2 separate regions of the Homo sapiens genome follow, and region 1 is linked to region 2. Evidence: read pairs that join two places in POLR2A ChIA-PET (ENCODE). Cell type or tissue: GM12878. All regions are shown on one strand. Each heading gives the region's core, and the rest is flanking DNA. Links, peaks and the distances in the headings are about the cores only.

Evidence for each region. ChIA-PET counts read pairs that join two places held together with the same protein. Peaks named below come from ENCODE experiments on the same cell type or tissue, not always from the same donor. Only the 100,000 strongest peaks of a DNase experiment are listed, where the experiment ranks them.
Region 1: POLR2A ChIA-PET joins it to region 2 with 10 read pairs; 5 of 35 experiments call an interaction of 5 or more read pairs at or near these places.

Annotation. Positions count from the first base shown.
Region 1 is chr7:98,128,664-98,134,041 of GRCh38, reverse strand. The region is part of intron 1 of LMTK2 (lemur tyrosine kinase 2); the gene reads right to left. Among named protein-coding and RNA genes, the nearest start is that of LMTK2, 24 kb to the right of the region's middle. RefSeq lists enhancers at 542-591, 1,151-1,651. In GM12878, for the core only: no CTCF peak of the experiment used is centred there; DNase peaks (open chromatin) are centred at 671 and 2,181.
Region 2 is chr7:98,049,821-98,055,198 of GRCh38, reverse strand. No RefSeq gene overlaps it. Among named protein-coding and RNA genes, the nearest start is that of LMTK2, 54 kb to the left of the region's middle. In GM12878, for the core only: no CTCF peak of the experiment used is centred there; no DNase peak of the experiment used is centred there.

The DNA.
Region 1 (5,378 bases), core at 139-5,138, 79 kb before region 2:
CCTTTAACACTTAAAAACAGCCCACTGTCCTTTGAACCCAAGTCTGTCATTAATTAGGGTAGTTTATACTTCCTCAAACTCCACATAGCTGATCTTGACTTACTTTTTCCTCTCTTGCACCCAGAGTTTTTGTTTTGTTTTTTTAAGCATCACAAACTACTTATTTATTACAGAACTGGATAAGGACTGTATGAATGCCAGCCTAATTATCTGATTCATGAAAGTGTCCTCTGTGAGTCACTAGATAGGTATGAAGAGTATAACCAGGTTAAGACCAATGAACTATGCCACGCTTTGCCCTAGCTCTCTGCTACACTTACTTCTGCTAGGGTCTGCAGGGCACCTACTCTCCCTTAGATTTCCTCAGTGTGAACCACACTTACTCAACCTCAGTATCTAACAGTCCCATTAAAACTACTGCCTCAGAAATTGACTAGGTAGCTTCAAGTAGACATTTTTAGTTACCCCTTTTTAAAACTTTAAAGTATTTTTCTTTTGATGAATCCAAAAGCACTGTGCTATAAAAAAAAACTCTATTTAGCAATGAAAAAAAAAAACTTCCATAAAATGAGGAAATCAAACATAGGCTGGAAGGTGAGATGGGTTTGCAGAAACCACAGAGAGGAAGTAAATTCTAGACTTGAGGAACCACAAATAAAATCCCTATACCGCCGTGGTCAAACTAGAAACCAGTCCCTGACACAGTTCCTGACTGCAGCTGTTAGAACCTGATAAAGAAAGGCAGCTTTAACATGCAGCCTACAGCACTGAGAAGGGCATACGTCGAGCCAGTCATCTACCAAACAACATCAAGAACAGGCATCACCATACATTTAGGCAGCTTTTCCCATCACAAATTGAGAGCAAGCACCACATGAGGTCTGGCGGAATACGTATGCTTTCCCCAAGACACTGATTAAAAAACACCCGGCATGTCTACAGCACATTCTGTGAGTTTTCATTTAATAGTTTTCAAAGCATTTTAATAGCTACCTAGAACTTGATTCAATAAGCAGAAAACTTGAGAAACTCTAAGAGGTAGGTACATATTATCTGTTTTAGAGACAGGTAATTTGGAGAATGCAATTTCTCAGTAATGACTCAAGGTAAGCCAGGAATACCACCTATTAATTCAACCATTATAACTCCAGCCCAATTATCTGATTCACGATCTCTAGAACCTCAGATGAAACTGGACCCATATGTAATTAACTAAAGAGTTGTCTGTGAAGCCATTTTGGGATTCAATTAAAAAAAAAATTAAAGGCCACAGATAAAAAGAAATGATGATCAATATTTAGATCCATTAGGGATTACAAAATGCTGGATATCCTAATGTTGTCATTCCTTGTTCAGTCACTAGTGGATATGCTTTTATAAAGAGAAATTTCCTCACATTTACTATTTGGTTACCCAGTGGTTCAAGTCATAAGGAAAAGGCAGACTAGATACTTCAATCTTTCTCTTTGCCAGTTTTTAAAAAATGAGTTGGTGGTTGGGTGCGGTGGCTCACGCCTGTAATCTCAGCACTTTGGGAGGCCAAGGTCGGGGGACCGCAAGGTCAGGAGATTGAGACCATCCTGACCAACATGGTGAAATCCCGTCTCTACTAAAATACAAAAAATTAGCCAGGCGTGGTGCCGCGCGCCTGTGGTCCCAGCTACTCGGGAGGCTGAGGCAGGGGAATTGCTTGAACCCAGGAGGCAGAGGTTGCAGTGAGCCAAAATTGCGCCACTGCACTCCAGCCTGGGCGACAGAGTGAGACTCCGTCTCAAAAAAAAAAAAGTTGGTTCACTAGCATCCTCTGGCAGTGACCAGTTCAGAGAGCTGCTGTCACTGTTTTGTGGTATCATCATGAGCTAATGGATTTAAAGCACCCACAGGCTTCCATCCGTTGTGGTTGTTCTGATTGACACTCCCATTGTCCTGTCTTTGGCAAGCAGGGCCTCTAAAGCGGTTTGCTCCCAAGCCCTCCCACAGGGTCCCGGCAGGCCTGGGTGGAGTTCTTGTTCCCTGGGTTGTTCCAGGCTCATCTTTTATAGTTTCTGTTTCAAACCTCCTATCAATCATTTCCCCAAAGAGCCCTGGTTTCTTTTAAAGTGAACTGCTAATGTAAAGACCTCGGTTCAGGAAGTAGAGCTGCTTATTCACTGCTGGTGTCACAACTACCTTAGAAAACAATGTATCACAGTTTTGTAACATTGAACTTTGGTACCCCTGTGGTCTAAGCAGCTGCTCTCTTCGGGTAATAGGGATCAGGAAACTGTGGCCACTGGGTGAAATCCTGCCCACAGTTTTTGTTTTGGTATGGCCTGAAAGCTAAGAATAATTAAGAATTCACGTTTTTAAATCGTATTTTTAATCCAAAATAACATTTTATGACACATGAAATTTATATCAATAGCTGATAACACAGAAAGACAGACATTATCTCCTGACAGAAAAACACATCACCACCTATGCAACAGTACTGCCCAAAACAAGCAAACAAAAACAATATCAAACCTGAATCTAATCAACCACCTAGATCCAAATGTCAATGTATAGGAAACATTATGAATAGCGAGACATGTGAAATACCACCACAAGAATGTAATCAGCAAAACACAGGCTGTGAAAAACACTTGGGGAGAAAAGCCTAGGAAAATGTAAAAAAGAAAGAGATGAAGAGAGGGAGAGTGGCAAACATTAAAAGACTTAAACGACCTACCCACCAATTCCAACATATGGATGTTATTTGAATCATGATTCAACCTATTTTAAAAACTATGACATTTCAGGCTATTGGAAATCTGAACACTAACTGACCATATTAAGAAAATGTAATTCATTTCTCCTTGGAGTGATAATGGTCATGTGCTTGTTTTTAAATGTAGTCCTTATCTTTTGGAGATAGTGACCTACTTAATGATGTCTGGAATTTGCTTCCAAACAGCACGAGGGCGTGGAGAAAGTGGACGGGGGCAGCATGAAGAAAGATGGGCTGCAGCTAATTCAGGCTGGGTGGAAGCTGTGTGGGAATTCATTACAGTATCTATGTCTTGCATGCTTGAAGCTTTCATTTATTAAATGAATTTAAAAGTTTAAATGGAAGAAAGCAGATATCATAATTTATAATCCATATTCTTGCCTACTCTTGATATGGCCATTAACGTGCTAGGGCTGTCATAATCAAGTATCACAAACTGGGTGACTCAAATAACCAAAATTTATTCTCTAGTTTTGGAAGCTCCAAGTCCAAGATCAAGGTGGCAGCAGGATGGGCTCCTTCTGAGGGCTGTGGTGGCAGGGTTTGTTCTAGGCCTCTCCTTGCTTCTGGCAGCTGGCTGCCTTTTCCCTAAGTCTCTTCCCATCATCTCCCCTCTACGTGTGTCTGTGTCCAAATTTCCTCTTCCTATATATAAGGACAGCAGTCACACTGGATTAGGCCCACCCTCATGACCGCATTTTCACTTGATCATCCCCGTAAAGACCCTCTCTCCAAATAAGGTCCCATTCTGAGGCACTGGGGTTAGGGTTTCCACGTATGAATTTAGGGGGAACACCATCCAACCCATCTCTAGGACAGATGCTTAAATGAAAACAAGGAAAAACAAAGAAGAGCCAAAGACCAGTAGGTGCACATATAACAGCAGCTACCTGCAAGGACAGAAACAGAGTGGCTGGGGGACAGAGTGTGCTATATCCTTTCCTATTTGTTGGTATAGCACAAAGGTGCTATATCCTTTCCTATTTGATGAATTTTGTACCCCCAGCTTCTCGCCATCTTTAACCTAATGGCAAAATTCCTTCATAAGGCTTCAGCATCCAACGTTGCCTGGCTACTTCTGACCTCCCAGCCCCGACTCCATCACTCCCCGCCAGCTCTCTACTATGAGCTATGATGACCCTCTCTCCATCCTTCCAGATGGATCTTCTGCCAATTCATTCTCATATCTTCCACCACCCAGAGACGCTAACATGACATGCTCCCCTGCCCCCACCATTCATTCATCCCTGCCCATCAGAGCTCAACTCAGAAACCATCCTTGAGGCCCGCGGTTGGAGTCCCTGCCTGTGCACCCCCAATTACCGTGCATCGGCCCATGGAATCTGTCACTCCATGTTGCAAATGCCCATATGCCTTCCCCACTAGGCTGCAAGCTGAATGGGGTCACGGGCCAGGCTTGTATAATCCACCAATGACTCCCCAGAGCCTAGCCCAGCGCCTAGCATTCAGGTAGAAGTCGGGGTAAGAAAAAGGGAAAAAAGTTAGAGAGCGATGAAGGGGCATGAGCAAGCGAGGGAAAATAAGCAAGCAAGGGAACGAAACAGGAAAAACAACAACAACAGAAAGAAACCATAACCAACCTACCGGATCACAGAATAAACTTACGAGCTAGGCACAGTGGCTCACGCCTGTAATCCCAGTGCTTTGGGAGGCTGAGGTAGGAGGATCACTTGAGCCCAGGAGTTCAAGACCAGCATGGGCAACATAGTGAGACATCATCTCTACAAAAAGTGTGAAAAATCAGCCAGGTACGGTGACACACACCTGTAGTCCCAGCTACTTGGGAGGCTCACCTGAGCACAGGAGGTCAAGGCTGAAGTAAGCTACGATCACACCACTGCACTCCAGCCTGGACAACAAAGTAAGACCCTATCACAAAACAAAACAAAACAAAACAAAACAAAACAAAACAAAACTGAATAAACTTATGGGCCAGGTACGGCGGCTCATGCCTGTAATCCCAGTGCTTGAGCTCAGGAGTTCAAAACCAGCCTGGGTCTCTACAAAAAAATACAAAAACTTAGCCGGGCGTGGTGGCATGAGCCTGTAGTCCCAGCTACTCGAGAGGCTGAGGTGGGAGGATGGCTTGAGCCCAGGATGTTAAGGCTGCAGTGGTGTGCGATCGTGCCACTGCACTACAGCCTGGGTGACAGCCTGGGTGACACAGTGAGACTGTCTCAAAAATAATAATAATAAACTTACGTTTTCAGGGTCAAACAAATAAGATTATAAGAGAAGCATCCTTCAACAATTTTACACTCTTACTCGGGACATTTTCCCACTGTTGACATACACTGTATTGGAGTGGTGAGATGCTTACTCCCCAGGGCCCCAAGAACTCCCACAAACATGTACCCATTTTGCTTCAGCTGCCTAACTAAGGTGTTTTATTAAGAAATACATTATCTCAAAAAGTGGATTTCCTCCAATTTATGTTCTCCCTCAAAAACAGGTGTTTACCCACACGCACCATGTTCTCGCACAGCCTCATCTTACTGGAGGCCATCAGTGCATTCTACTCAGTGCAGGCAAAGCGAGAATCCAAAGGCAGCCTCTTCCCCAGGGAGCCCCTGGAGCACAGGACTCAGAAGAAAGCCCCACACACGGG
Region 2 (5,378 bases), core at 207-5,206:
AACCCTTCTTGAGAGCACCAAATATGCCCCAAGCTTTTGTGCATGATCTAGTATGCACCTACCTTGTTCAATTCTCCAGCAACTCTTGGCAAGGGTTCTGTTTTATCCATTTTACAGTTCAGGAAACCAAGGCCCAGAGAGATCAAGTAACTTGCTCAAGAGCACACCAAGATCAGCACAGATATGGCGCTGAATGTGAATGCAAGTTTGCCTAAATCCAAAACCCAGGTCTTTAACCACAAGGTAGGTATATGGTACTCTGATGTACAGGAGAGCCCTGCACTTATTAGTTCTATTATTTACAATATACTAGTAAGTTACTATTCACCACTAAAAAAAAGTTGAAGGCCAGGCACAGTGACTCACACCTATAATCCCAACACTTTGAGAGGCTGAGATAGGAGAATTGCTTGAGGGCAGGAGTACAAGACCAGCCTGGGATCCGATCTCTACTAAAGATCTTTAAAAATTAGCCAGGCATGGTGGCACATGCCTGTGGTCTCAGCTACTCAGGAGGCTGAGGGGGCAGGATCACTTGAGCCCGGGAGGTTGAGGCTGCAGTGAGCTATGATAGCGCCACGGCACTCCAGCCTGTGCAACAGAGCAAGATCCTATCTCTAAACAAAACTTTAAAACTAAGAAAAATAATTTGTGCAGCCATCACTGTGATCCATTTCCATAACTCTTTCATCATCCCAAATAAGATGTCTGAACCTATTAAAGGTTCAGAGGGCACACAGACTCCACTTTTCAGGAGAGGTCTATCAGTCAATTTGTAAAAAGAGCACATAGGATAGATAAATATATTGATGAGGACATCTTTGAAAAATACAGTCTGCTCCAGATGAGGAGGCTGAATACATAAGTGCTAAGACATTGCTCAGTCATAGAAATGGCCATGGGTAGAGGTGGCTGATCATGGACAACGTGATTTGGGGCTTGGCAAAAATATAGTATTTTACATGGTGGGAAAAAGGAAGCAAAGACAGCCAACACCGGCTGGAGAAAAGCCTAAGACTTGGCAACTCCTTTTTGACACGTGTGGCCAGTGCTGTGAGGTTGAGTTTCCATGGGACTCTACAAACTGATGGCTTGTGACCAACACTGCCACATATAAATCCAGCACGTCTTTGGGAGCCAGAGCCAAGAGCCCCAACAAAGAACCAGTTACATGGATGAGTTTAGAATCCAATGAAGGTGGCCTAGTAGCTCATCCCCGTAATCCCAGCACTTGGGGAGGCCGAGCCCGGAGGCTCACTTGAGGCCAGGAGTTCAAGACCAGCCTGGCTAACATGGTGAAACCCCATCTCTACTAAAAATACAAAATTGCCTGGGCGTAGTGGCTCACGCCTGTAATCCCAACACTTTGGGAGGCCAGGGCAGGAGGCTTACTTGAGGCCAGGAGTTCAAGACCAGCCTGGCCAAAGTGGTGAAACTCCATCTCTACTAAAAATGCAAAAATTAGCCAGGCATGGTTGCACACGTCTATAATCCCAGCTACTTGGGAGGCTGAGGCAGGAGAATTGCTTAAACCCGGGAGGCAGAGGTTGCAGTGAACCAAGATCATGCCATTGCACTCCAGCCTGGGCAATAAGAGCGAAACTCTGTATCAAAAAAAAAGAAAGAAAGAAAAAAAAAAAGAAAACCAAGGAGGAAAGATTGGCTGCTTCAAGAAATGATGCTGGGACAATTGGTTAGCTTATTATGAACAAGAATAAAATTAGACTTCTTAACTCTCACTTTATGGTATCAAAATAAATTCCAGGCCAGACGCAGTGATTCGCGCCTGTAATCCTAGTGTGTTGGGAGGCCTAAGTGAGAGGATTGATTGAGGCCAGGAGTCCAAGACCAGCCTGGGCAACATAGCAAGACTCCGTGTCTACAAGAAAGTTAAAACTTAGCCAGGCATGGTGATGTGTGTCTGTAGTCTCAGTTATCGGGAGGCTGAGGCAGAAGGATTGTTTGAGCCCAAGGAGCTGGAGGCTGCAGTGAACCATGATTGCACCACTGCACTCCAGCCTGGGCAACAGAGCAAGGCCTTGTTTCTTAAAAAATAAAAATAAATTTTTTTTTAAAATTTAATGAAGCCATAAAAGAACTAAACATATTTAGGAGAATGTTGATCTGATCCTAGAGAGAGGAAGGCTTTCCTGAACATAAAGACATTAAAGTAATATCAAACATTCAATAAGGGATTTCCTCCGCAGTATTGTCTAGAAAAGGAAAAGATAAGGAAACCCTCACCTTCCCCGGGTCCAGCGATGGAGAATTGGCTAAATAAATTATTGGATACATCCCTATGTTGAATAGTCATGTGATAATTAAGAATCATACTTAGGTAATATTTAAGGATATAAGGAAAATGCTCGTGCTATGTTAAATTTTTTTAAAATTATGTTGCAGAATGTTATAATTATACCACACTATACTTTGCTGCTGTGCTTGAAGAAGGGGGTGTGGTTCCACTGACGTTTTACTGGGTATTCAGCACTGTGCTAAGCATTTTACATGCATTTGACCATTTCCCCAGCTGGGTGAGGTGGCTCACACCTGTAATCCCAGTACTTTGAGGGAACAAGTCTGGAGGATCACTTGAGCTCAGAAGTTCAAGACCAGCTTGGGCAACATAGAGAGACCGTCTTTACAAAAAATAAAAATAAAAAATTTTTGGTGGTGCGCACCTGTGGTCCCAGGTACTCAAGGAGGCTGAGGGAGAAAGATCTCTTGAGCCTAGGAGGTCAAGGCTGCAGTGAGCCGTGTTTGCCTCACTGCCTGGGTGACAGCAAGGCCTTGTGTCCAAAAAAAAAAAAAAAAAAAAAAGAAGAAGAATATGCGGTAGATACTGTTAGTATTATTCCCATATTACAAGTCAGAAGACTGAGGTGTAGAAAAATTAATTCATTTGCCAAAGGTGGCAGGTAAGCAAAGAAGCTGCAATTGTAACTCATGTCTACTCGTTTCCAGAGCCCTGGCAGAAGATTCCTTTGAGGCTATGAATTTCCAATGTTGCAAGACGCCAGCTCTCAAAGTGAATGGGAAAGGAAAGGGGTTACTGGAAGGATACGGAGATCTAAATGTTAGCTGTGGGCCGGGCGCTTTGGGAGGCTGAAGCAGGTGGATCACTTGAGCACAGGAGTTTGACACCAGCCTGAGCAACATGGCAAAATCCTGTCTACCAAAAATACAAAAATTAGCAGGGCATGGTGGCACACGCCTGTAATCCCAGCTACTTGGGAGGCTGAGGCAGGAGGATCTCTTGAACCCGGGAAACAGAGGTTGCAGTGAGCTGAGAGCATGCCACTGGACTTCAGCCTGGGCAACAGAGTGAGACACTGTCTCAGAAAAAAAAAAATGTTAGCTGTGGTTATCCGTGGGTGGTGAGATGATTTCCCAGATTTCCTACAGATTCATGTGACTTTTAGAGTAAGATCAATTTATAAAACATTTTATAAAAGGGTGGGCGTGTAGCTAGATAGACGTCCACACGGGCAGGTTATGAAGCTCTCTCCTCTCTTGGAGTCCCCAAGTGACTTGTCCCTGCGGAATCTGGAGGTCCCCACACAGACACACACCCATAATAAATGCGACAAGCAGTGCGTGACACCAGGCAGTGCCCGGCAAGCCTTTGATGGCTAATGGCTGTAGGTGAAGTTTCTGAAATGACTTGCTCTTGTCCTAGGGTGGCAGATGCAGTTACAAGGGACCCAGTGGGACAGGACAACGCTGTTCTTTATATTCAAGAAGTGCCCCCTTTGATTCATAGCTGGGGACCCCTCGCCGAGCGGGCCATCAGAGAGGCCACCGGTGGCGCCCCGGAGCTCGTCGTGGCGACTGGTCCAGCCTTGCGAAGGAGACCTGGTTACCATGGATACAGCAGGGCGGGGGCGGAGCCAAACCGGATCCCGGAAGTGGGTAATTAGTCTCATCTTCCCGCCACCTGCCTGCTTCCCCACCTCACACCCCATGGCTTCCAATCCTGTCGCTTTCCCCCTACCCCCTGCAGGCTTAGGTTTTCCTTGTCTTTAAAAGGCAGGAACTGGGGAGGAGTGGGTTGGCAAACAAAAAGAGAAATTTGGCAGCCCTACTTTAAAAAAAAAATTGTGGAATTGTTCAAACCTACAGAAAACTATAGGGAGTAAAATAAACACTCATGTACCCTCCACCTAGAATTAATATATGTTCACGTTTTTGCTTGGAGGTGTTTCTGATTTTGATCTTAAGAAACCCCCTTTTCGGGCCGGGCACAATGGCTCATGCCTGTAATCCCTGCACTTTGGGAGGCCAAGGCAGGCAGATCTCTTGAGGTCAGGAGTTCAAGACCAGCCTGGCCAAAAAGGTGAAACCCTGTCTCTATTAAAAATACAAAAATTAGCCGGCCGTGGTGGTGGATGCCTGTAATCCCAGCTACTCAGGAGGCTGAGGCACAAGAAACGCTTGAATCTGGGAGGTGGAGGTTACAGTGAGCCGATATCGCACCATTGCACTCCAGCCCGGGCGACAAGAGCAAGACCCTGTCTCAAAAAAAAAAAAAAAAAATTGGCGTTACACAATGTAAAGATGAATGGTAAATTCATGCTAATAATTTAGATTTCTGAGTTTTCTTTACTTAGAATGATAGTAGGGAGCAAATAAAAAATATTGTGACAAGTCAATAGAGAGACTGCAGAAAAAAGAAAAAAGCTTTATATGTTATTCATTTGTTTTGTTTTGTTTTGTTTTGTTTTTTTGAGACAGAGTCTCACTCTGTCGCCCAGGCTGGAGTGCAGTGGCATGATCTCAGCTCACTGCAACCTCCGTCTCCCAGGTTCAACCAATTCTCCTGCCTCAGCCTCCCGAGCAGCCAGGACTACAGGTGCGTGCCACCACGTCTGGCTAATTTTTGTATTTTTAGTAGAGATGGGGTTTCACAATGCTGGCCAGTCTGGTCCTGAACTCCTAACCTCAGGTGATCTACCTGTCTCAGCCTCCCAAAGTGCTGGGATTACAGGTGTGAGCCACCACACCCAGACACCATTTTGTTATGATTGAGTTTTAACAGTTCTTTGTATATTTGGAATACAAATCCTCTATCTGATATATGTTTTGCAAATATTTTCTCAGAGTCTTTGGCTTGTGTTTCCTTCTCTTAACCCTGGGTCATTTTGGAAAATCAGGGTAAAAATGGGTTAGGCCCACCAGTTAGGATGAGGGGAAGATAAACCAGTGATCTCAGGGGAATAGTCTGGACTGGAGAGGACTGGCTGGTAAAATTGGCCTCCAAAAAAACATGCCTGGCCCTTTTATCACATGGGAAAATATTGGGCTTCTTTTCCATTTCCAAGTCTTCTGGGTCTTTGGGGGTGAGGACTCTGCTACAGGGCCGGTTCCATAATTTGTGG